Regions from separate parts of the Homo sapiens genome. Here all the other regions are linked to region 1. A link is a loop called in an ENCODE intact Hi-C map of the cell type or tissue named here. Cell type or tissue: CD4-positive, alpha-beta T cell. All regions are shown on one strand. Region 1 has its middle 100 kb from the start of LINC02404. Region 2 overlaps LINC01619 (long intergenic non-protein coding RNA 1619). Region 3 overlaps LINC01619 (long intergenic non-protein coding RNA 1619).

The links. A loop is a pair of places that touch in the nucleus more often than their neighbours do. Peaks named below come from ENCODE experiments on the same cell type or tissue, not always from the same donor. Only the 100,000 strongest peaks of a DNase experiment are listed, where the experiment ranks them.
Region 2: a loop joins it to region 1, with 9 times the contacts of the local background. A loop is called at or near these places in 2 of 110 quality-filtered maps.
Region 3: it touches region 1 in a loop (5-fold over the local background); 7 of 110 quality-filtered maps call a loop at or near these places.

The regions. Positions count from the first base shown.
Region 1 is chr12:91,974,770-91,982,769 of GRCh38, forward strand. No RefSeq gene overlaps it. Among named protein-coding and RNA genes, the nearest start is that of LINC02404, 100 kb to the left of the region's middle. In CD4-positive, alpha-beta T cell, no CTCF peak of the experiment used is centred here; a DNase peak (open chromatin) is centred at 3,472; H3K27ac peaks cover 1,434 bases.
Region 2 is chr12:92,051,946-92,059,945 of GRCh38, forward strand. The region is part of intron 1 of LINC01619 (long intergenic non-protein coding RNA 1619); the gene reads right to left. Among named protein-coding and RNA genes, the nearest start is that of LINC01619, 87 kb to the right of the region's middle. In CD4-positive, alpha-beta T cell, no CTCF peak of the experiment used is centred here; a DNase peak (open chromatin) is centred at 4,126; H3K27ac peaks cover 2,091 bases.
Region 3 is chr12:92,027,121-92,035,120 of GRCh38, forward strand. All of the region lies in intron 1 of LINC01619 (long intergenic non-protein coding RNA 1619), which reads right to left. Among named protein-coding and RNA genes, the nearest start is that of LINC01619, 110 kb to the right of the region's middle. RefSeq lists enhancers at 7,853-8,000, 7,871-8,000. In CD4-positive, alpha-beta T cell, no CTCF peak of the experiment used is centred here; DNase peaks (open chromatin) are centred at 3,701 and 7,941; H3K4me3 peaks cover 1,194 bases; H3K27ac peaks cover 5,980 bases.

The sequences.
Region 1 (8,000 bases):
ACAGAAATATGCAAAATCTCCCCAAGCAGGCAACATGACCATCTGGCCAGAGTAGACCTTCCCTGTAAACTCATTAGAGTTATTAATGTGATAATCTTAAAAGGGTAGTTGGTCAACCATGGAACACAGAAAAATGAGAGTCCCAGAGACAAAGACTAACAGTGCATGTGCAGTGCTAATCAGGGGAGAGAAGCATTTGGTTACCAGGCAAAAACATTAGGGCGGCTTCGCTGGTACCCCTGTAGTGGAGAAAAGAGCCTCTAGTTATTTTAGTTGAGGTGTATTTCTTTAGATCAATCAACTCTCTTTAATCTAATTTATGCTTACCAGGTAAATGCCTGATTAGTTTGCCTATAGGGAGGCTCTAGGCATTCAAGTATTTTGGTAACATACTAAAGTAGCATTCTCTGAATAAAGTATGGACTTTAATTAATGTTAATGTATCAGTATTGGTTCATTGATTGTAACAAATGTGCCACCCTAAAGTAAGATGTTAATAATAGGGGAAGCTGGGTGTGGAGTATGTGGGAATTCTCTGTACCATCTTTAATTTTTCTGTAAATCAGACTGTTGTAAAAAATAAAGGCCATTACATAATAATAATAAAGTAGGATTCTGCTTAAACACCAGTCTGTTTGTTTGTTTAGTGTGCTATTTCCCTGAACATTTACTCTACTTTCAGAAAACACAGCATCAGAAGTGGAGGGCCAACATATAACAGAACCCGCTAAAGTAAAGGCTATGTCATAAGGGCTATAACATTGTCAGCTGGTCAACCTTCCCTGGTGAAATGCCTTCACTTTCATAAGCTACCTTTGTAACTTTAATATGGCTCAAGATAGGGCCAAGGCAGGCAGGTGCAAGATCCTTGATGCTTCATCTTGCTGTTAAACTACAGCATTGTAAATTCTTAAGCAATTCATCCTAAAATTAGGAGTGATGAGGCTGAGCTTACATATGGGTACTTGTGACTTGAAAAGTTAGTTGTAGAACAAGATGAAAAATTGAAAACAGGGGAAACCTAGTCCCTACTAACTGGGTGGTATTGGACAAGTCATTTACTGCTCTGAGCCTAAATTTTTCATATAAAGAATTGTAGATTACTTACGCCACTCATCTATAGAGCCTTTATAAGGATCAAAATCCATACGAAATTCTTTTCTAAAGTGTATGTAACTACACAAACCTTAGTGTTGCTACCATAGATCTTGAGTATAGTGACAGCTCTCTTGTACGCAGTACTTACCACAAGCCGTGTGCTGTTCCAAGCATATTTTGTATATTAACTCATTTCATGCTCACAATAATCCTGTAGCAAATTCTGTGACGTGTCACTCCAAAACTGACCACAGGATCAAGACCCTTATTTCCCCAGCTATTTAATACAGTGTTGGCGAATGACCACTCAGAGCTGAGTTGCTCTCCAGAAGTTGCTTTCAGCCAAAGGAACTGCCTCATTCAAGGTTATGAGCCCTCACTGTGGGTAGTCCACTTCCAATGCCTAGTTGTTGCGGGTGAGAGAGGGCAAAGCCTCAGCTTCCTTGCCTTATTATGAGACCGCTCTCTAAAGGGCCATCCAGCTCCCCAGCTTCCATGGTGGGCTGAGGCCTCTGTTGCACCTGCATCTCTTCCCCATCCTGCTCCTCTCCCCCTGTTACAGCGCTATTCCTCAGAAGCTTCCCCAGTGAGCCATCTACACACAATGGTCTGTCCTCAGAGCCTGCTTTTGGGAGCATTGAACATAAGACGGGTGCTATGGAGTACTGTCATTTCCTTTTTAAAAAACGTTTATTTTAAGGCCAGGGGCGGTGGCTCATGCTTGTAATTGCAGCACTTTGGGAAGCCAAGGTGGGTGGATCACCTGAGGTCAGGAGTTCGAGACTAGCCTGGCCAACATGGTGAAACCCCATCTCTACTAAAAATATAAAAATTAGCCAGTTGTGGTGGCAGGCACCTGTAATCCCAGATACTTAGGAGGCTGAGGCAGGGAAATCACTTGAACCTGGGAGGCAGAGGTTGCAGTGAGCCGAGATTACACCACTGCACTCCAGCCTGGGCCACAGAATGAGACTCTGTCTCAAAACAACAACAAAAACAACAACAACAACAACTTTTCTTTTAGAATCAGGGGTACATGTGTCAGTTGTTAGAAAGGTATATTGCATGATGCTGAGGTTTGGAGTACAAATGAATCTCCATCACCCAGGTAGGGAGCATAGTGCCCAAAGAGTAGTTTTTCAACCCTTGGACCCCTCCTCTACTTCCCTTCTAGTAATCTCCATTGTCTATTGTTATTATCTTTATGTTCATGCGTATTCAGTTTTTAACTCTCACTTGTAAGTGAGAACATGTGATATTTGATTTTCTGTTTCTGTATTAGTTTTCTCATGATAATGGCCTCCAGCTGTATCCATGTTGCTGCAAAGGACATGATTTTGTTCTTTTTTATGGCTGCATAGTATTCCGTGGTGAATATGTAGCACATTTTCTTTATTCAATCCAGAGTTGATGGACTACTGGGTTGATTCCATGTCTTTGATATTGTGAATAGTGCTGCAATGAACATACAAGTGCATCTGTCTTTTTGGTAGAACAATTTATTTTCCTTTGTATTATCCTGATTGTCAAGAGGTATAGTAACTTACCTGAGTTCATGTGGCTAGTAAATAGCAGAGCCAAGATCTGAGAGCAGGCCATCTAGAAAATGTTTTTACTGTGACATTTGGCACAGGCATCTCTCTCAGTGAATAGACTGTGTCGGATGTGTTGTTTGATTAATGTCTGTGCTAGAAGCAGAACCCAAGGACATGGGTATTGGTTGCAGTCACAACTTCAATGGAAGAGAAAAGCTACTCTGGAAAAACAGTGAGATAAATTTAAATATGAATATTTGGGGGTTAATCCAGGATGGAGGAGATGAGAAGAGAGAGTGAAGGGAGATGTGGGGCAATTTAACTGAGGGAGTGCTGTGGGCTGTGTGATGTGTTTCTCCCTGTGACATGCCTTCCCGCAAATGTCTTCAGTAAAATCTGGCCGGGCGCGGTGGCTCACGCCTGTAATCCCAGCACTTTGGGAGGCCGAGGCGGGTGGATCATGAGGTCAGGAGATCGAGACCATCCTGGCTAACAAGGTGAAACCCCGTCTCTACTAAAAATACAAAAAATTAGCCGGGCGCGGTGGCAGGCGCCTGTAGTCCCAGCTACTCGGGAGGCTGAGGCAGGAGAATGGCGTGAACCCGGGAAGCGGAGCTTGCAGTGAGCCGAGATTGCGCCACTGCAGTCCGCAGTCCGGCCTGGGCGACAGAGCGAGACTCCGTCTCAAAAAAAAAAAAAAAAAAAATCTACCCAACGTGGGAAAAGTTAGACATTGTATTTATTTGTTAGGGCTGCCATAGCAAAGTACCACAAACTGAATGGCTTCAACAACAAAAATGTATTGCCACAGTTCTGGAGGTTAAAAGTTCAAGATCAAAGTGTTGGCAGGGTGGGGTCTTTCTGAGGGTGGTGAAGGAAGGATGTGTTTCATGCCTGTCTTTTAGCATCTGATGGCTTCCCTGCAATCTTTGATATTCCTTGCTGTATAAACACATCACTGATCTCTGCTTCATCTTCCCGTGGCGTTCTCCCTGTGTCTGTGTTCATATTTCCTCTTTGTATAAAGGCAACAGTCATACTGGTTTAGAGGCCCACATTAACCCAGTATGACCTCATCTTAACTATTTATATCTGCAACAACTCTATTTCCAAATAGGGTCACATTCTGAGATACTAGGGGTTAGGACCTCACCATATAAATTTTTGTGGCACATAATCTAATTCATAATCAATGTAGATTAGATTTCTTGTGCAAATGTGTGAAAGGATTGGGTTCTACATCTGAGTGAATGTGGTGACAAACAGAGACAACTTATCTACCATGAGATGAGGACAGTAAGATTATGAGTCCTGGGAGATAGGTAGAGGGGTCTACAGCTCTCTCAAGTTGAAAAATTGGAATTAGAGGCAAGCCTACATGTGTCTCAAGCAGTGACAGACTGCTATGATTTGAATGTTTGTCCCCTCCAAAACTCGTGTTGGAAACTTAATCCCCAATGCAACAGTGTTGGGAGGTAGGGCATAATGGAAGTTGTTTATGTCATGAGGGCTCTGCCCTAGTGAATAAATTCATTCTGCAATAAAAATGGCTTTCAGGAGTGGGTTCATCCGCTTCTGCTCTTCTGCCGTGCAAAGAACAGCATTCCTCCCCCATCCACACACACATACACACACGCACACACAGGCAGACGCACACACATATGTGCACACACACACGCACGCGCACACGCACACACACAGGATGCAGCATTCAAAGCGTCATCATGGTGGCTGGGTGTAGTGGCTCACGCCTGTAATCCCAGCACTTTGGGAGGCTGAGGCATGTGGATCACTTGAGCTCAGGAGTTCGAGACCAGCCTGGCCAACATGGTGAAACCCCGTCTCTACAAAAAAATAACAAATAGTAGCCAGACATGGTGGCATCTGTGTGTTGTCCCAGTTACTCAGGAGGCTGAGGCAGGAGAGTCACTTGAGCCTGGGAGGTGAAGACTGCAGTAAGCCCAGATCACACCACTGCACTCCAGCCTGGGTGACAGAGTGAGACCCTGTCTCAAAAAAAAAAAAAAAAAAAAAAAAAAAAAAAAATTACTATCATGGAAATGAAGACTGAACCCTTATCAGACATCCAACCTGCTGGCACCCTAATCATTTTAGACTTGCCAGCCTCCAGAAGTATGAGAAATAAATGTCTGTTCTTTATAAATTACCCAACCTCCAATATTCTTTTAAAATAGCACAAAACAAACTGAGATAAAGACCTAGCTAAAATCTGGATGATAATGGCTTAAAATGAAGTAAATTCAAGGGTCACTATCAATTGCCTCTCCAATATGAACTTAAGACCTTATAGAACCAACTCTATCCTTTTAACCTCCCCAAAAGATCATCTACTCTTGTAAATCTTCAGGTCCATTAAAAGGAATTACTTCTCCTATTTCTTTTACATGCTTTGATATGTCTAATACACAAGGAAATAGCTTACTGGAGATTGATTATTAGATTACTAGATTTCTGTAAGGGAGGTCATAGTACCTAGACCACTTGTGAAAATATACAATTTTTTATGATGCAGCACTGCTATGGCAAGACAAATACAGATAATTTTTCTTGATATCTGACTTAAAGAAAGGCTGAGAGTACAAGTAAAATAGTGCTATATAGTATAAAATTTTCTACTCAAATTACCTGAGCTAAATCCACCTCTGGCATTTACTAGCTGTGTGACTTTGAGCAATTTATTTGATGTTTCTGTGACTCGGTTCCCTTGTCTGTTAAATGGGGATAATAATAATAATAGACCCCATCTCAATGGGCTCTTATGAGAATTAAAGGACTTAAGGGAGTAAGACACTTAGAATGCTGGCTCTCATGTAGTAAGCTCTTGATCAATGGCAGCTATTATAGTATTGTCAAAATAGCAACTGTCTTTCACACGACCAAAATGTTTTGCCACTGGCGCAGTTATAAGATAGGCTCAAAATAAGCACAACTCTTAAAATTAAGTAGAACAGAGGAAATGTTCTGCTTGCAGACTTATTTTGACTGTTGGATGAAATTTAAATCACTGGTCAGGGGCCAGACAATATTCACCAAATACTTAGGCCATTTTACATATTTCAGATAAAAATTGCCCAAGCCCAGTCTCTATATCATCAGCCAAGGCAACTGCATACTTATAAATAAAACTTCTTGGCTCAAGCCTCTGATGATAATAATTTAATTATATGTTTAGTCCATTAACATCATCAAATAAAAATTCTGATTGCTTAAGAATATAAATTATATGAAAATCTGGCTCTCTGGAAACAAAACAAAACAAACAAACAAAAAAGAATATAAATACCAAGCCAACATGCAATTTCAGAGTAACCATTATCTTTTTCTCATTTTAAAAATGTTTTGATAGAATGATTTATTTTCTTTGGCTATAAACCAGTAATGGGATTGCTGGGTCAAATGGTAGCTCTGCTTTAAGCACTTTGAGAAGACTCCAAACTGATTTCCATAATGGCTGAACTAACTTACATTCCCACCAACAGTGTATGAGCATCCCTTTTCTCTGCAGCCTCGCCAGCATCTGTTGTTTTTTGACTTTTTAATAATAGCATTCTGACTGGTGTGAGATGGTACCTCATTGTGGTTTGATTTGCATTTCTCTGATGATGAGTAATGATTAGCTTTTTTCATATATTCATGGGTTCTTGTATGTCTTCTTTTGATAAATGTCTGTTCATATCATTTGCCCATTGTTTAATGGGGTTAATTTGTTTTTTGCTTGTTGATTTAAGTTCCCTATAGATTCTACGTATTAGGCCTTTTTCAGATGCATAGTTTGTGAATATCTTCTCCCACTCTATAGGTTGTCTGTTTACTCTGCCGATAGTTTCTTTTGCTGTGCAGAAGCTCTTTAGTTTAACTAAGTCCCACTTGTCAATTTTTGTTTTTGTTGCAATTGCTTCTGAAAACTTAGCCAAAAATTATTTGCCAAGGCCAATATCAAGAAGAGTATTTCCTAAGTTGTCTTCTAGGATTTTTATATTTTGAGATCTTATGTATAAATCTTTGATCCATTTTGAGTTGATTTTTTTACATGATAAAAGGTAGGGGTCCAGCTTCAATCTTCTGCATAGGGCTAGCCAATACCCCAGAACCATTTATTGATTAATGAGTCCTTTCCCCATTGTTTTTGTTGGTCTCGTCGAAGACAAATCGTTATAGGTGTGTGGCTTTATTTCTGAGTTTTCTATTCTGTTCTATTGGTCCGTACGTCTGTTTTTGTACCAGTACCATGCTGTTTTGATTACTGTATGTTCACTGCTGTGCTATTCACAATAGCAAAAACTTGGAATCAACCCAGGTTCCCATCAATGGCAGACTGAATAAATAAAAGGTGGTACATATACACCAAGGAATACTATGCAGCCAAAAAAATGAAATCGTGCCCTTTGCTGCAACATGGATGCAATTGGAGGCCATAATCCTAAGCAAATTAATGAAGAAACAGAAAGCCGAATATTGCATGTTCTCACTTACAAGCGGGAGCCAAACAATGAGCACACATGAACACAAATATGAGAATAGACACCATGGACTTCTGAGGGGGTAGGAAAAAAGGAAAAAAGGGTAAAAAACTACCTGTTGGGTACTCAGCATCACACAAAATTCCCATGTAACAAACCTCCACATGTATCGCCTGTATCAAAAATAAAAGTAAAAATTAAAAAAATATATATCTTGGGGGAGAAAATAATGACACCTCATAGACAATAACTGTTATGAGAAGAATTGGGATCCATTTAAAAATTACAATGCTAGATTGAGTTTAAACAAGATTATAAAAGACAGAGATCTGATTTATTCACCAAGTTTGACCGTTAAAGAAAACCCCAACATGATGGGGCTCCTATCTTAGCAAAACCTGCCCATTACCTCAGCTTTATAAATCCCATCACATAGAAGACAACAGAGGTTCTGCAACTGCAAAATGAGAAAATAAAAATATGTTTTTCAGGGCACCATTGAAGAATCAAGGAGAGATAATTTATATAAAAGCAACCTGAAAACTATAAAATGTATATGTCTTAGCTATTATTATACTTATAAAGGGAGTTATGAGTTCTCAATAAGTACTAGATACTATTATGTGAAAACAAAATATAGTACAATGTTCAAAAGAAGTTATATTTGTGTACCACTTAAGAGTTTACAGGACATTTTTATATTTATTATATCTGTTCACTCTCATACTATCTCTGAAGGAAGGCAGGCAGGCAGTCATAGTTATATTTGTTTACCAAGAATAACTCTGAAGCTCAAGATAACATACATGGCAAAGCCAAGACTAAAGCATTCATTTTCTTTTGTGATCTCAGATCATGGCTCTTTTGTGCTTCTTTCAAAACAAGG
Region 2 (8,000 bases), 77 kb after region 1:
GGGCCTGATTTCTCATCATTTCCACTCTACTCCAAGCCACATCATTGCTTGTTTTGACTGCAGTGATACCTTCTTAACTGGCCCCCATCTTCTGCTCCTGCCCCCTACTATATCTTCTTACCACAGCCAGAATGCTCCTTTTAAAACATAAATGTAATCATATTACTTTCTTCTAATGGTTTCTAATCCCATTCAGAATAAACCATGGCCTACAAATCCTTTAGGATCTGGCAGCTTCCTTCCTTTCCAATCACATCTCCAACTCTTTTCTTTATCTGTTACCCTCTCCAGGCATGCCAAGCTCATCTTCAAGTCATTGCTCTATTGCCTCCCATCACTTGGAGTCTCTTCCTACTGATCTTTGCATGACTGTCTCTGTCTTGTCATATAGTCCTCAGTGTAAATATTGACCCCTCAGGCAGGCCATCCTTGAACATCCAATCTAAAGAAGCCATTCATTACAAAACTGTGAATCTACGTTGATGCCCTGTGTACACTTTTTATTTTTCGCATTTTTTTTTCTCAGTTACCTTCATGGTGTCATGATCGTGTTTTTGTTATTTTGTGGTTGTTGTTTGTTTTCTCCTGCTAGAACCTCCAACGAAAGCAGCACCCAGCCAGGCATGGTGGCTCACGCCTGTAACCTAGCACTTTGGGAGACCAAGTCAGGTGGATCGCTTGAGCTCAGAAGTTCAAGACCAGCCTGGGCAACATAGTGAAACCCCATCTCTACACAAAAATATGAAAATTAGCCATGCATGGTGGTGCACACCTCTAGTCTCAGCTACTCAAGAGTCTGAGGTGGGAGGATTGCTCGAGCCCAGGAGGTTGAGGCTGCAGTGAGCCGAGATTGTGCCACTGCACTCCAGTGTGGGTGACAAAGTGAGACCCTGTTTCCGAAAAAAAAAAGAAAGAAAGAAAAAAGTAGCACCGCAACTTGCCTCGATCATTACTATATATACACAGTGTGTAGAACAGTTCTTAATGAACGGTAAGCACTTTCTTCTACTTTGTAGAATAAATAAACGAATGGAGAAATGAACAAATGAGTGAATTCCTCCCTCTTTCTCACGTCTGTAATCTCTTCCTCTTCACTGTCTTCTTATTCACCCCCTCCCACCACCCAGCCTAAAACTTTGTTGAAATCTCTTACATCATTCAAAAATAAAAATTTTCTTTAATCATCTCTAAATTCTCTCCATCCTTTCTTCTCCCTTGTTTATATAAACTTTTCAAAAGCATACTCTACAATTAGAGTATGTTCTTCTCTAGCTTCTGACCCTCCACCCTGGGGAAACTGTTCCAGTTGAGGAAACAAAAGTCCTCTTAAATGCCAAATCAAATGGCCATTTTCAGCCCTTGCATTACTGTACCCCACTGTTGTATCAGATGGTGTCTCTTCTTCCTCCTATCTTGACCCCTTACCATTTCTTCTTCCTATTTGTACCTCTCTGACTATTCCCTCTCTGTTCTCTTCTTAAGGCAACAACCTTGACTTCGTCATACAATTTTCATGATTCCCCTTTCAGTCCTCTACCATTTATTCATTGTCCTATGGCTCGGGTCACTTTGAATCCATGGTTCATGGCCCTTCTGTCTTTACTCTCTCTTCCTACCTGATTTCATCCTCTCTTAGGACTTCAAATGTCCCCTAAAATCAGATTTTTTAAAAAGCTCTACCTCCAGTCTAGAACTCTTGCCCAAATCTGTATATACTCAGATATCCCATAATCACTTCAAACTCAGCATGTCCAACTCCGTAAAGTCTGAGTTAGTACCCCCATTTTATAATAAGAAAACTGAGACTTAGCAGTTAGACATTTCACCTAAGAGCACTTAACTGGGGAATGGTAAAGCTGGAATTTAAATACAATTCTCCCAGTCACCAAAGCCCATTTTGTTCCACCATGTTACCATGTCTTTGTGTTACAAGAGTAGAAAGTTGACAATAGCCAAAATATCTTTCTAGAGAGTAGTTACATGTATGATGAAATGCCAAAAGATGAAATTTTACACTGCTAATAGAAAGGATAATTTTGATGTATGTTTAATAGGAAAAATGCTCATGACATATATTGAAATTTTTTAAGTGAGACATAAAACTATGTATATTAAAATCCTAATCTGGTTCTTATGATTAGAATAAAGTCTGGAAAGAAAACAAAAAACACTTAATGTTATCATTATGTGATATCATAATTATAGTTTAAATAATTGCCTTTTTCCCTCTACCAGCTCATTTCTGCTCTCTACTAATGCCCCCAATTTCCTTTTAGAGAATCACTTCTTCCTCACTTATGGATCTTGATGATAATAATTGAGGTTCTTTGCTCCCCGTAAGGGAAGTTGAAAAGGATCTCTGGCAGTTCCTTAGCCAGATCTTTTTGCTTATTAGTGCAGTATAAGCCAAAGAGCTTGCTGCATCCTAACATGAGCTAATAAGACTTTTTAGCTGAGCTACACTGGGACACACACACAAAAATGATATATTTCATTCAATTCTATTGCACCTGAACTAGGCAGTCAAGTTTTTACTACATTGATGCCTAGAGCTGCCCTTCTTTTTGTCCTATTTCTAAACTGACTCTCCGGTCTCCTGCTCGTTCTGGATGGGAAACACTCTTACATCCTTTTAATATATTTTCTTTTTTGAGCTGGACACAGTGGCTCATGTCTGTAATCCTAACACTTTGGGAGGCTGAGGTGGGAGAATTGCTTGAGGCCAGGAGTTTGAGAACAGCCTGGTCAACATAGCGAGACTCCATCTCTACGAAAAAGATTTTTTTTTTTTAAATTAGCCGGGTGTGGTGGTACACACCTGTAGTCAGTCCTAGCTATTCATGAGGCAGAGATGGGAGGATAGCTTGTGACCAGGAGTTAAAGGTTATAGGGAGCTGTGACTGTGCCACTGCACTGGGTGACAGAGCAAGACCATTTATCTAAAAAGTAAATACATGAATTTTCTTTTTTGACTAAATTAGCTCTTAATTGGTTTCTGTTACTTATAGCCAAAGAACTCTGACTGATAGATGTCTTTATTTTCTATCTTTCTACATTAAACGTGTTTTGTCTTTATATTCAAAATAAATAAGGAAATGAAAAATTAAAGATCCAGTCCTAAAATAGTAAAATATATGGTCAGAAATGCATGTGACTATAAGAAACCTGGATTAGATGTGTAGCTTAATCTCTACTAATCCATGACTGTTTCTGGTAAGTCACCCCACTCTGTGTTGTCATTCCATACTAACAGCAGATCAATGGCATTACCTTCATATACAGACAGGAAATATTTTGATCTGTGTTTCTAATAAGTTTGTGGCCAACAAGACCCTATCAAAGCAAGGCGTGGCTTATACTGGAAAATAAATGCATTCATTTGGTCAAGTGATCCATTTGTTGAATGCTTTCTTCACTCCATTCAGTGGGTATACAAAAATAAATGGTACCCAGTTTCTGTTCCTGAGAAATTCCTCACCATATTTTGAAGCAAATGCACAGCAGATAAATTGCAAAAAGATGTGGTAAGTGCTATTACAGAGATATGAACATAAAGCAGAAAGGAAAGAACCGTCAGTTTAAAGATTCTAAATACAAGAAAGAAAATAACAAAAGCCTCAGCATTAACTGTTTTAACTAAAAAGTATGTTATAGCCAACAGTGAATATATGCTTATTTGCAAAAAGGAAGATCAAGCTGATGAGAAAGCATGCGAAGTTTGCTATTATCCTTTCAGTGGCAAAAGCATATTAAAGGCTATGATTTTCATTTCTTTTAAAAAGTGCATCTAATAAGTTAAAGATAAAACTTTAATTTTTAGTATTAAATCCCTTTAAAACATTGTAATGACCTTGCCATCAACCTATTTTAATAAAAGAAATTCACCATCAGCATCCCCTCCTACTCAACTTATTTAGTATTTATTTATTTCCAAAATCCAATCCCCATTTTCTCAGTACCCAGAGTACTGAAGTAATGAAGTCCCACTGAAGGACCCACCTAGATTCTGTCTCTTCACCAAGTGTAGGGTAAAATGGGTGGAGTTCTCCTAAACGTATCTTTACATCATTCTACGCCTATTATGGGTTTCTTTCTCACAAGACATGATCTGATACCTGCCTACACCAGAATATTGACAGAGGCGGTGACTCACTCTGCCACCACTTCCAGGTAACATGTTTACATTTAGACTGAAGCCTTCTACAGAAAATATCTTAACTGAAAGAAAGAATAATGACCCTGTTCGTGGAAGTTTTGAATATGATAGACCAAAAACAAAATAAAACATCAAAAAATCTAGACCCAGAGAGTCTAACTCAGTAATTCTGATGAGAGGTCTTAGAAAAATAAATCCATCTGTATAAAAATTTTTAATATTCTCCTTTCTTAGAAGATACTAATATTGGGAAAGAAGTTTGGATATTTAAGGAATGATTAAATAAATAAACATTTCATCTTACCCCGAAATAGCCAAATAAGCTCCAAGCAAAAATCTAGCCCAGGAACATACACACAGAGATGCTTCCGGGACAGGCCACATGTGAAGCTGTTTATGTCTTATGACCTCTACTTTCCCTGTCTCTGCCCTTCCAGGGTCAACTCCAATCCTCACAGGAGCAATTTAGAAATAATGACAGAGGATGAACTTTTTTTTTTCTGAACTAGTTTTTTTTGTTGTTGTTTATTTCTTAAAAAAAAAAGGGATACATGTGCAGAACTTGCAAGTTTGTTACACAGGTATACATGTGCCATAGTGGTTTGCTGCACCTATTGACCCGTCCTCTAAGTTCCCGCCCCTCATCCTTCATCCCTCAACAGACCCTGGTGTGTGTTGTTCCTTTCTCTGTGTCCATGTGTTCTCATCATTCAGCTCCCACTTATGAGTGAGAACATGCAGTATTTGGTTTTCTGTTCCTGTGTTGGTTTGCTGAGGTTGACGGCTTCCAGCTTCATCCATGTCCTGCAAAGAACATGATCTCATTCCTTTTTATGGCTGCATAGTATTCCATGGTGTACATGAACCACATTTTCTTTATCCAGTCTGTCATTGATGGGCATTTTGGTGGGTTCCATGTCTTTGCTATTTTAAATAGTGCTGCAATAAACATATGTGTGCATGTGTCTTTACAGTAGAATGATTTATATTCTTTTGGGTATAAACCCAGTAATGGGATTGCTGGGTCAAATGGTATTTCTGGTTCTAGATCCTTGAGAAATCGCCATACTGTCTTCCACAATGGTTGAATTAATTTACATTCCCACAAACAGTGTAAAGTGTTCCTATTTCTCCACAGCCTTGCCAACATCTATTGTTTCCTGACTTCTTAAAAATCACCATTCTAACTTGCAATCAGATGGTGTCTCATTGTGGTTTTGATTTGGATTTCAAAATGATCAGTGATGTCGAGCTTTTTCTCATATGTTTGTTGGCCGTGTAAATGTCTTCTTATGAGAAGTGTCTGTTAATATCCTTTGCCCACTTTTACATGGGGTGGCTGGCCATATTACCTGAAGTAATTTATAGATTCAATGCTATTCTCATCAAACTACCACTGACATTCTTCACAGAATTAGAAAAAAACTATTTTAAATTTCATATGGAATTAGAGAAGATCCCACATAGCCAAGACAATCCTAAGCAAAAAAACAAAGCTGGAGGCATCATGCTACCTTACTTCAAACTATACTACAAGGCTACAGTAACCAAAACAGCATGGTACTGGTACCAAAACAGACATATAGACCAATGGAGCAGAACAGAGACCTCAGAAATAACACCAAACATCTGCAACCATCTGATCTTCAACAAACCTGACAAAAACAAGCAATGGGGAAATGGTCTCCTATTCAGTAAATAGTGCTGGGAAAACTGGCTAGTCACATGCAAAAAATTGAAACTGGACCCCTTCCTTATACCTTACACAAAAATTAATTCAAGATGGATTAAAGATTGGATGTAAAACCCAAAACTATAAAAACTCTAGAAGAAAACCTAGGCAATACCATTCAGGACATAGGCATGGGCAAAGACTTCATGACAAGAACGCCAAAAGCAATTGCAACGAAAGCCAAAACTGAAAAACGGGATCTAATTAAACTAAAGAGCTTCTGCACAGCAAAAGAAATTATCATCAGAGTGAACGGGCAACCTACAGAATGGGAGGAAATTTTTGCAATCTATCCATCTGACAAAGGGCTAATATCCAGAATTTATAAGGAACTTAAACATATTTACAAGAGGATGAGCTTTGGAATCAAACAGACCTGCGTTAATAAGTAGACTCTGACACTTATTAATAATATGATCTTGAGCAAGTTACTAAATCTCTCTGAACCTTAGTCTTTTCATCTGGAAAATGAAAAATTAATTTATTTCTTGCAGGTCTCTATGAAATTTAAGTGATTCTATATAAGCACCTCATCTGACACATAGAATATGTTCAATTCAGTGGCTATTAGTACACAAGGAGTCATGCTTTTGCTGGCAGTAACAATACACCCAACCTTGCCCTTCCCTAAAAATGACATACAGTTCAAAAAGATTCCTTCTTTTCCTTTCCAAATCCCATAAATAACAAACAATCAAACATGTCTATGCCTTATTTGATAATGTCTGTAAACCAGCCAATCCAAACCTGAAAATGCCAGCTGATGGCTTTGCATTACAAAGTACCTCTGCTGAAATGAAGATGCTTGGAGAGCTGAGACTTGAATTTAAAAGAGTGTCAGTTGTGTCCCACTGTTCTATCACGTGAGGTATTCCAGAATAACTGGTGTCTACAGAATTATTCATACAAGGTGTCAGTGGGCTCATAGGCTTCAAAGGAAGGTCAAAAAGAACTGGCCTCCAGTCTCAGCACATGAACCCTTGGCCACTCTGTGTGGGCCCAGGAGAGTGGAGGTATAGGTGTGTGAGAGAGCCTAAGGAGGATTATCATTTCCTGTTTCTATATTCATACTGTGTTCAGGCAGGAACTCTAAGTACATTTCTTACCCATCAGCATTTTCAGAATTAGAAAATGAGAGGGCTGAGAAGGAAGTTAGAAACCATCAGTGTATGTAGCATTTCTCAAGGTGTGTGGACTCTGCCTCCCATCTATGGAATCCCTAAAGATGGGGTCAGTAATCTTTTTTTTTTTTTTGAGACGGAGCCTCACTTTGTCACCCAGGCTGGAGTTCAGTGGCATGATCTCGGCTCACTGCAACCTTCACCTCCTGGATTCAAGTGATCCTACTGCCTCAGCCTCCCTAGTAGCTGGGATTACAGGTGTGTGCCACCATGCCTGGCTTATATTTGTATGTTTAGCAGATAACGGGATTTCACCATGTTGGCCAGGCAGGTCTCGAATTACTGACCTCAAGTGATCCACCCACCTCAGCCTCCCAAAGTGCTGGGACTACAGGCGTGAGCCACCGTGCCTGGCTGTAACCTGCATTTTTTTAAACAAGCATCCCAGGAGATTCTAAAGCATGTTTAAGATTGAAAACCACTGAGCCAACCCAAATGTTCCCATTTCAAAGTGAGGGCATTAAAGCCTGAAGAAAATGAATGGTTTGTATAAAGCAGTATCTTAACCTCAGTGCTATTGATAGTTTGGTGGTGTATAACCCTTCAAGGTGGGGAGCCGTCCTGTGTACTGTAGGATGTTTAGCAGCATCCCTGGCTTCTACCAAGTGGATGACACTAGCAGCCCTTCTGGTGTGACAACCTAGTGTTTTCAGAAATGGCCAAGGCAAAATCGCCCCGGGTGAGAATCACTGTCTAAAGTCACAGGGATCATCAGGAGTGGAGACAGACCAGCGTACAGTGTCCTGATTCACAGCTCAGCCATATCCCTGCATCTGCTGGCTCCTCTTCTCTTGCAGTGGGAAGCAAAATGAGAGGGAGGGGGTCCCAGGCCATAAAGGTCACTGGGTGAGAACATGGAAGTCAGAGCAAGTAACAGTGCTGCTTTTTGTGGGGGGGGGGCGACCTGGAACATTCCACCTGGCTTTTTCGA
Region 3 (8,000 bases), 52 kb after region 1:
CAGGCATGCACTACCATGCCCAGCCATTTAAAAAAAAAATCTCTTTTGTAGAAATGGGGTCTTGCTGTGTTGCCTAGGCTAGTCCCAAACTCCTGGGCTCAAGCAATCCTCCCACCTTGGCCTCCCAAAGTGTTGGGATTATAGGTGTGAGCCACCACAGCTGGCCAAGACTACAAGGTTTTTACTTAAACGTTTTTTCTCTTAAATCTAAATTACCTTTCTTCCATACCAAAAATCCTAGTTCCTGATACCAACATAATTTCACTTGCTTTATCCCATAATGCACACAACAGTCTCAAGAAGAACGAGAGAGAGAGACAGAGAGAGAGAAAGAGAGAGAGAGAAAAGAGAAAGAGAGGGAGGGAGGGAAGAAAGGAAGGAAAGAAGGAAAGCAGGAAGGCAGGCAGGCAGATGTAAACAGTAACAACACTATCATCAATAATAATTTTAAAAAACAATGTAAAATTGTTTCACAATTCTTTTTCTTAGGAGATATCTACATACTGTATCATTTGAAATCATTCCTCTCTGTGAGTATGCCACTAATTTGAGACTTAGGTTCATTCATGTCATTTCGCTTTCAAATTTCAGAGATTGCTTTGTTTCATGATTATTTTTTATAGTCGTGTTAAACATTTATATGCTTTTGAATTCAAAACAAAAACAAAATAGATTCAGACATATCTAGCTGTGAATCCTGTCCCCCACCACCTGGTTTCCACCCTCCTCCATAAATAATCGTTTCCTGCAATTGCTTTTAGCATAAGCAAATTTGTATTCAGATTCCTAGTTAAATAGTAGCATGGTGGACACATTTTTTTTCACCATGACTTTTTCTTACTTAGCAGTAAGCCCTAGGGGTTATTCCATAAACTTACTGATTTTTTTTTTTAAAAGTGTGTTACTTACTAGCCCAGGTGAAAAATTTTGTCTATAAAATGGGACCATTAGTAGGCAGCTGCTGGGAAAAAGAAGATTTAATCCAAGAGTATTATTTTTAAAAATATGCAGATTGGGGCTTTATAGTAAACCTTCATAAAATGACTCACCAAATTCACAGCATCGAGCTGGGAAAAATTAGAGTAGGTGGCTTTGCTTCTTACAGGCATACACAGTGTACAATTTTACCATGCAAAATGCTTTTGCTACTACAATTTTCCTTTGCTTTGCCTTTTTGAAAAGTAATGTTCCTTCCTATTTTAGTAGTACCATTTGCATTCCTATTATTCACACTGAACTGTGATTTCCATTTTTATCTTCCGTTTTTTACTTGTTTTCATTCCAGCATTTCTCCTCTTGGTCTTTGCCTTTCCTTTATCTTGCCCTTAAATGGAGGCCTCGTGTGCTATGGGAACAGTGCCATGAATTTTCTAACCATCATGCCAGGCCTCATCCCAATTTAATGATATAAGTTCCCTTGAACCATTGCCAACAAAGCTAGGACATCCCACACACATTTGCTATGGAAACACCTTCATGACTAATGGTCTCTCAAATTAAGGCATCTTAAAGTTAAAGCTAGAAATGGTATTCATTTTTTCAAAACATATTCTGCAGTCAAGGAAAAATATATAGCAGTTCTCTAAAAGTTATGAGTTGCTGTATTATTATAATACCCAGTTTCTCTGAGAGGTAGACTCCTACAAACCCAATCTCAAGGTGTGTGCAAAATGAACGCAAGAATTAGTTGATACTCCTCTGTGTCTTTAACTGAGTAGCCTCTGTTCTCCTCTGCTGTGTGTTTATGAGCTCAGGTCTTTGGATTGTGCCAAGTTCTTTACCTTAGAACAGAAGCAGAAACATTCAAGACCCTGCATGATTTGGATGCTGCCAAATCAGCAGATCACATCCCACCACTTTTCCCTCTCACACTGTCATAGCAAATTACACAGACTTCTTCAGGCCCACCAGGCCACTTTGTGCCTTTGTCCAAGCTATTGCCTCTGTCTAAGAAGACTGTGCTCATTTCCCAGGGGAATCTCTGTTTTATTCTTAAACACCTTGTTCAGGCATCACCTTCTCTAGCACACCTTCTTCTCCTCCCCAGTGAGAGCCGGCCCTTTTCTTTCTTCCATCTTTTCTTATGTATCCATGGATCTGTGACTATCTAGAGGGCAAAATAGATGTTCATTTGTTCCCCACTATGTGGCACCATGCCTGATTAGTACTGGTTCTGCTCAACCATAAATGATGGTTAATTAAATAACGGAATGAGTCAATGGGCATGTGATGTGCTCTCTTAGGTGTAAAAGGGAGACTACACTACCACCTACATACATGTTGCATTGAAATATCTGACTTAGATTTCCTCTGTTTCACATCTCTGTTTGGAAGGAATGGGGTTTTAACACACATCTCTGATTGCTGACCATGATGATTACCATAAAAATGGTGAGCATTATGGCCAGATGGAAATGAGATATGTTGATTAACTTGAATGAAGCAAAGTGGGCTTTGCCACTCTCTGTTCTTTTAACAACCCAGTCTTTAAAATCCATGCAGACGAACATCCCAGGAATCCTTTTCATCTTATATTGGGCTTTCCTATATGATGCCTCAATGCTCCTTACATTGGCTCAGCCTTGGCATATCCTTCTAATTGTCACCTTCCATTCCCTACCCACTGCTCCTAGTTGAAGACTGGCCTGCCCTGGAGTCATGTCTACACATCCTAATGAATGCGTGGCAAAAGTTGCTAATTTGATTGATTAATTTATCCAGCCCAATGAGGCAAGACAAGAGTAGTGACTCCCTGGTTAATTATAGTATGAATAACCTGTGTAAAATTATAGATGGACAGGCCTTATTCTTATGTGTTTCTTTTCAACCGGTCTGGGTTTGACAAAGGATCTCACTGTTCTTATTAAAGCAGTTTCATTATTCCAATGCTAAGGCAAGTTTTGGAACTGCCCAGTGAGAAGCAGAGTCACAGGACATACCTTATGCTCTCTAACAAATGCCATCCAAAAAACAGACACCACTGTTGTCCATCTCCTGGATGACAAAGCAGACACTTTGCAACACAGCAGAGGAGGCAGAAGGGAAACAGCTTCCTTTGCTGGTGACCAGCAGAAGCCACCCCTATTCCACTTATGCCTTTATAATCTCCAAATGCAATGGAATAATTTTGCATCAGGTTCCTGACCACAGAAATGAAACTTTTTTTCTTATTACATTTGTGTGTTTGTGATAGATGTGATTACTAAACACAGGTTTATTCGGAAGTTAACATATCTGTTGCACAAAAAGCCACTTCTCCAGCTCTTACTGAAGGGGTCATTGAGAAGTCAGAAATTCCAGTTCCTAAAAAGCTGGATGACTTTACTAATGCTGTCTTTTCTCAGTATCAGGCTTTATTACACCTTTTCCCAGAAGCCACTCTTCGTTTCCTAACTCTATCACAGCAGGGTTCAACAGAGTAGCTTTCTCCTATGCTAAACAAATGATTTTTTGAGATTTCTTTTCCACTCACTAAGCTTCCAGTACTATCTAAGTTTGCCAAATATCTCAAAGGAATTAAAGATCTAATTTAAGAGAAGATGGCAAGTGCCTTCTCAAAGAAACCGGGAGTACCCATCCTTAATGGTAAGAGTGACAAAGGAGGAAGCAGCAGTGGCCCATTTCCTCAGCCTCACTGAGCAGCATCTATGAAAAATGAGCTCAGCTGTTAACAGCCCGGGAGGGACTGCTATCTACCACATCACAGTCAGTTGAGAAGAACAGGATGTTCTGAGTACAGCATGAACCTCAAAGCTAGAGTCAAAAACCATATTTCCCAGGCAAGTGTTTACCTTTGTCTTCAATCTTCAAGAGAGAACGTTTCTGTTCTATGAAGAGTTAAGAAAACCCTGCCTGAGAAAGGAGCAGTGCAGAACTGATACACCTCTTTATTTTCACCTTATTAATGAAAAGAAAGCTCACTCTGGGTTGATAACAACATACCAATATAGGAAGAGTGCCAAAGTAACCCTGGCACTCTTCCTATATTCTTTTTTTTTATTATTGTATTTTAAGTTCTGGGATACCTGTGCAGAATGTGCAGGTTTGTTACATAGGTATACAAGTGCCGTGGTGGTTTGTTGCACCCATCAACCTGCCATCTACATTAGGTATTTCTCCTAATGCTATCCCTCCCCTGGAACCCCCACCCAATGTCAGGCCCCAGTGTGTGATGTTCCCCTCCCTGTGTCCATGTGTTCTCATTGTTCAACTCCCAATTATGAGTGAGAACATGCAGTGTTTGGTTTTCTGTTCCTGTATTAGTTGGCTGAGAATGATGGTTTCCAGCTTCATCCATGTCCCTGCAAAGGACATGAACTCATCCTTTTTGTGGCTACATAGTATTCCATGGTGTATATGTGCCACATTTTCTTTATCCAGTCTATCATTGATGGGCATTTGGGTTGGTTCCAAGTCTTTGCTATTGTGAATAGTGCTGCAATAAACATACGTGTGCATGTGTCTTTATAGTAGAATGATTTATAATCCTTTGGGTATATACCCAGTAATGGGATAGCTGTGTCAAATGGTATTTCTGGTTCTAGGTCCTTGAGGAATCATCATACTGTCTTCCACAATGGTTGAACAGGCACCCTACAGAATGGGAGAAAATTTTTGCAATCTATCCATCTGACAAAGAGCTAATATCCAAAATCTACAAGGAATTTAAACAGATTTACAAGAGAAAAACAAACAACCCCATCAAAAAGCAGGCGAAGGATATGAACAGACACATCTCAAAGGAGGACATTTATGTGGCCAATAAACCTATGAAAAAAAGCTCATCATCACTGGTCATTAGAGAAATGTAAATCAAAACCACAATTAGATACCATTTCACGCCAGTTATAATGGTGATCATTAAAAAATCAGGAAACAACAGATGCTGGAGAAGATGTGGAGAAATAGGAATGCTTTTACACTGTTGGTGGGAGTGTGCATTAGTTCTTCCTTGATTCTTAAAGGAACCATGCTTAATCTCCAGGTCTACTTGTTTACAGCTGAAGTGAGCCCCCAAGCAGTTATAGATTAAATTAGTTTGCATCAGGTAAATTGGTTTCCACCAAACTGAATGAAGGCACAGAAGCTGGTTGGGATTCTTCTGTTAAACATTGTCTAGTCTCGGAAAGCAAAAAATAATAATAATGAAAGGAGGCACTAACAAGGAAATGAAGTAAGTTTAATGCCTAAAAATAGCCATGCTTAGTAAATACTCATTTCTCATCCTCAGTGAGTCCCTTTGTAAACTGCAGTTAAAAATGAAGGCTTAAGATGTGCAATCCAGGAGCTGTCAGGCCTAACTTCTATCAAGTATCACTGCTTAGTTGATAGCTGGTTGAGCATAGAATTTTAGAATCAGACATATCTGGTTTTCATCTGGGTCTACTTCTACTCATCAAGGGATCTTATGAAAGTGAATTAACCTTTCTGAACCTGTTTCCTTTCTTAAAAAGAACTATTGTGATAATTAAATAAGAGAATGCATATAAAGGTTGTATACAAGTTTTGTCACTTAAGACATACTCAGTAAGTATTATTATTATTACTAAATCAGTATATTAATCAGGACTCAATTGATTGTAAGTAAAACCGATCTCAGTCAAACTGACCTAAACATAAAAGGAAAATTGTTGCCCCACATGATTGAAAACTTCAACGGCAAGTTAGATTCAGGCACATATGGACCTGGGCACTGAAATGAAGCCCCAGGTCTTGATGCTCACCCGAATCTTTTTCCCCACCTTCTTCCATCTTGTGCCTTTGTTTTGCTGTTTTGCCTTCATTCTTCTGCAGCCTTTTTTCAGAACAATTCTACACTTATATTTTCCCACCTGAGAAACCTTGGCCCTATCAAAAGCTCGCTCTCTATACCTCATTTATTGGATCATATGCCCTTCCATCTCTGACCAATCACTGTGGCAGAGAGATAGAGAGGAAGAGAGAGAGGGAGAACTCAAACTGACCAAGCTTGAGTCGTGTGCTCAACCTGGAGCTGGAGGGTGATGCCAGCCACACTAAACCCACAGAATTGAAAAAGGGAGAAGGGAGTGACCCGAAGAAGATAAGGGGGGCCTGTTACTCAAGAAAGAGAGCATGAATGCCAAGCAGATATACTTGCAGTCCAAAACTTAACTTTTGTTTTCTTAAAGATAGTTGCCAAGAAACAGATGAAATGCAAACTTCACCTTCAAACTGAGAGAACAAGGTCTGCAAAGATGGAACAACTTCTCCCTTCTAAGGTGAAAGAAATAGGAATATTGGATTCATAACCCCTTAAGATGTTGACTTGCCATAGGTATCACCAAAGGACGTTCCAAGAATAGAAATGTTCTTGATGTCAAGCTAAAGTTTACATGTAGCTGGCCCTTTTTGGTCACCACATATGGTTTGGGCACGTATTTATTTTGATTCATTTTGACTCTTTTAAATATGTTTTATCTGTATTTTATGTTGAAAATATATCTATCTAACTGCTTTCTTTTTATATGGCCCTAACCATGTCTCACTCAGAAATAGTGTCCCTTCATTCTAATGTGACTTCTTCCTAGTGTTTCACCATGCGGTGAATGAAGAGGGGTGCTGGAAATGTCCCCAGATGTTCTAACATACTTGCCAAAGCTGATTACAGCATTTTTGTTTAATTAAAACAAACTTACATGACATATTTCTTTTCATAAAGGTAGTTTTTGTTTAATTGTAGAAAAGTTAGAAGATACAAATAAGGGAAAACAAGGAGAAGAAGGGAGAGAGGGAGACATGAATGAAGAAAGAGAAGAAGAAAGGAGGGAGGGAGGAAGGGAAAGAGAAAAGAAGACTTGCAGAGAAAACTTATCATCCCCAGAGAAGCCATCATTAGCATCTAAATGTTCAGCTTTTCAAAGCCCCCACCCCTTTTTTTTAACTATATATGGTGGGGTTATTTTTACAAAAATGTGATCATAGTCTTTTTTTTATTTTTATTTATTTATTTTTTTTGAGGCACGGGGCTGGCTCTGTTTCTCAGACTGGAGTGCAGTGGCTTCCTGCAGCCTTGAACTTCTGGGCTCAAGCAATCCTCCCACTTCAGCCTCCAGAGTATGTGGGACTACAGGTGCATGCTGCCACCACACCTAGTTCTTTTTTTTTAGTAGAGACAGAGTCTGCCCAGGCTGTTATCAAACTCCTGGGCTCAAGTGATCCTCTCGCCTTGGCCAACCAAAGTGCTGGGATTACAGGTATGAACCATTGCACCTGGCTGAATCATACTTTTATAACTTGCTTGTTCCACTACTCCATATATCTAAATTATTAAATATTATTTCTACTAAATTCTTAATACTAGGAGTTCTTAACCTTTGAGTGATAGACAGGTTCCTGTTTAAATCTCTTTATATTACATGAAAATGTTGAGCATATGGAGATTTTTCTAGGGAGATGGTTCACAGCTTTTATTGAGCTCCCCAAGGGTGCCCACAATCAAAAATTTTTAAGGCCACTGTTTTACACCCTCATTTTAAATGGTAAAAATAGATATATCTGGAAGAGATATAAACAGACACATATCATGATTTTTTTAACCAAATTCTTGTTACACATTTAATTCCATCCCACTTTTGAACTATTATAAACAATATGCAGTGAACTTAGCTTTTAAAACTTTAACTACATAACTATTTCCCGTGATACTGGCAGAAATGACATTGCTGGGAATTTTTTCAGTGTGAAGTAACACAGATTGACAAATTGTCACAGCACTTAACAAGTGACTTTTTACACCATAGAACCCACCTTGTTCAGATACTACAGCTAGAACTGTATCATGAGAGAGCCACCCTCCTGCACATACTGCAGGAAGGAGCAACATTTCCTGCATTTGTTTGGTTTTGTTACCGACTTGCCGCCCTGCCTGCCACTTTGAGGCACAGTTGCAGCGCCTCTGTTTACATTTTTGGAGGACACGTGGACAAGCCCAGGCAAAGCCGAACAGCACACGGTACATCAATCACACAAGGAACATCTGC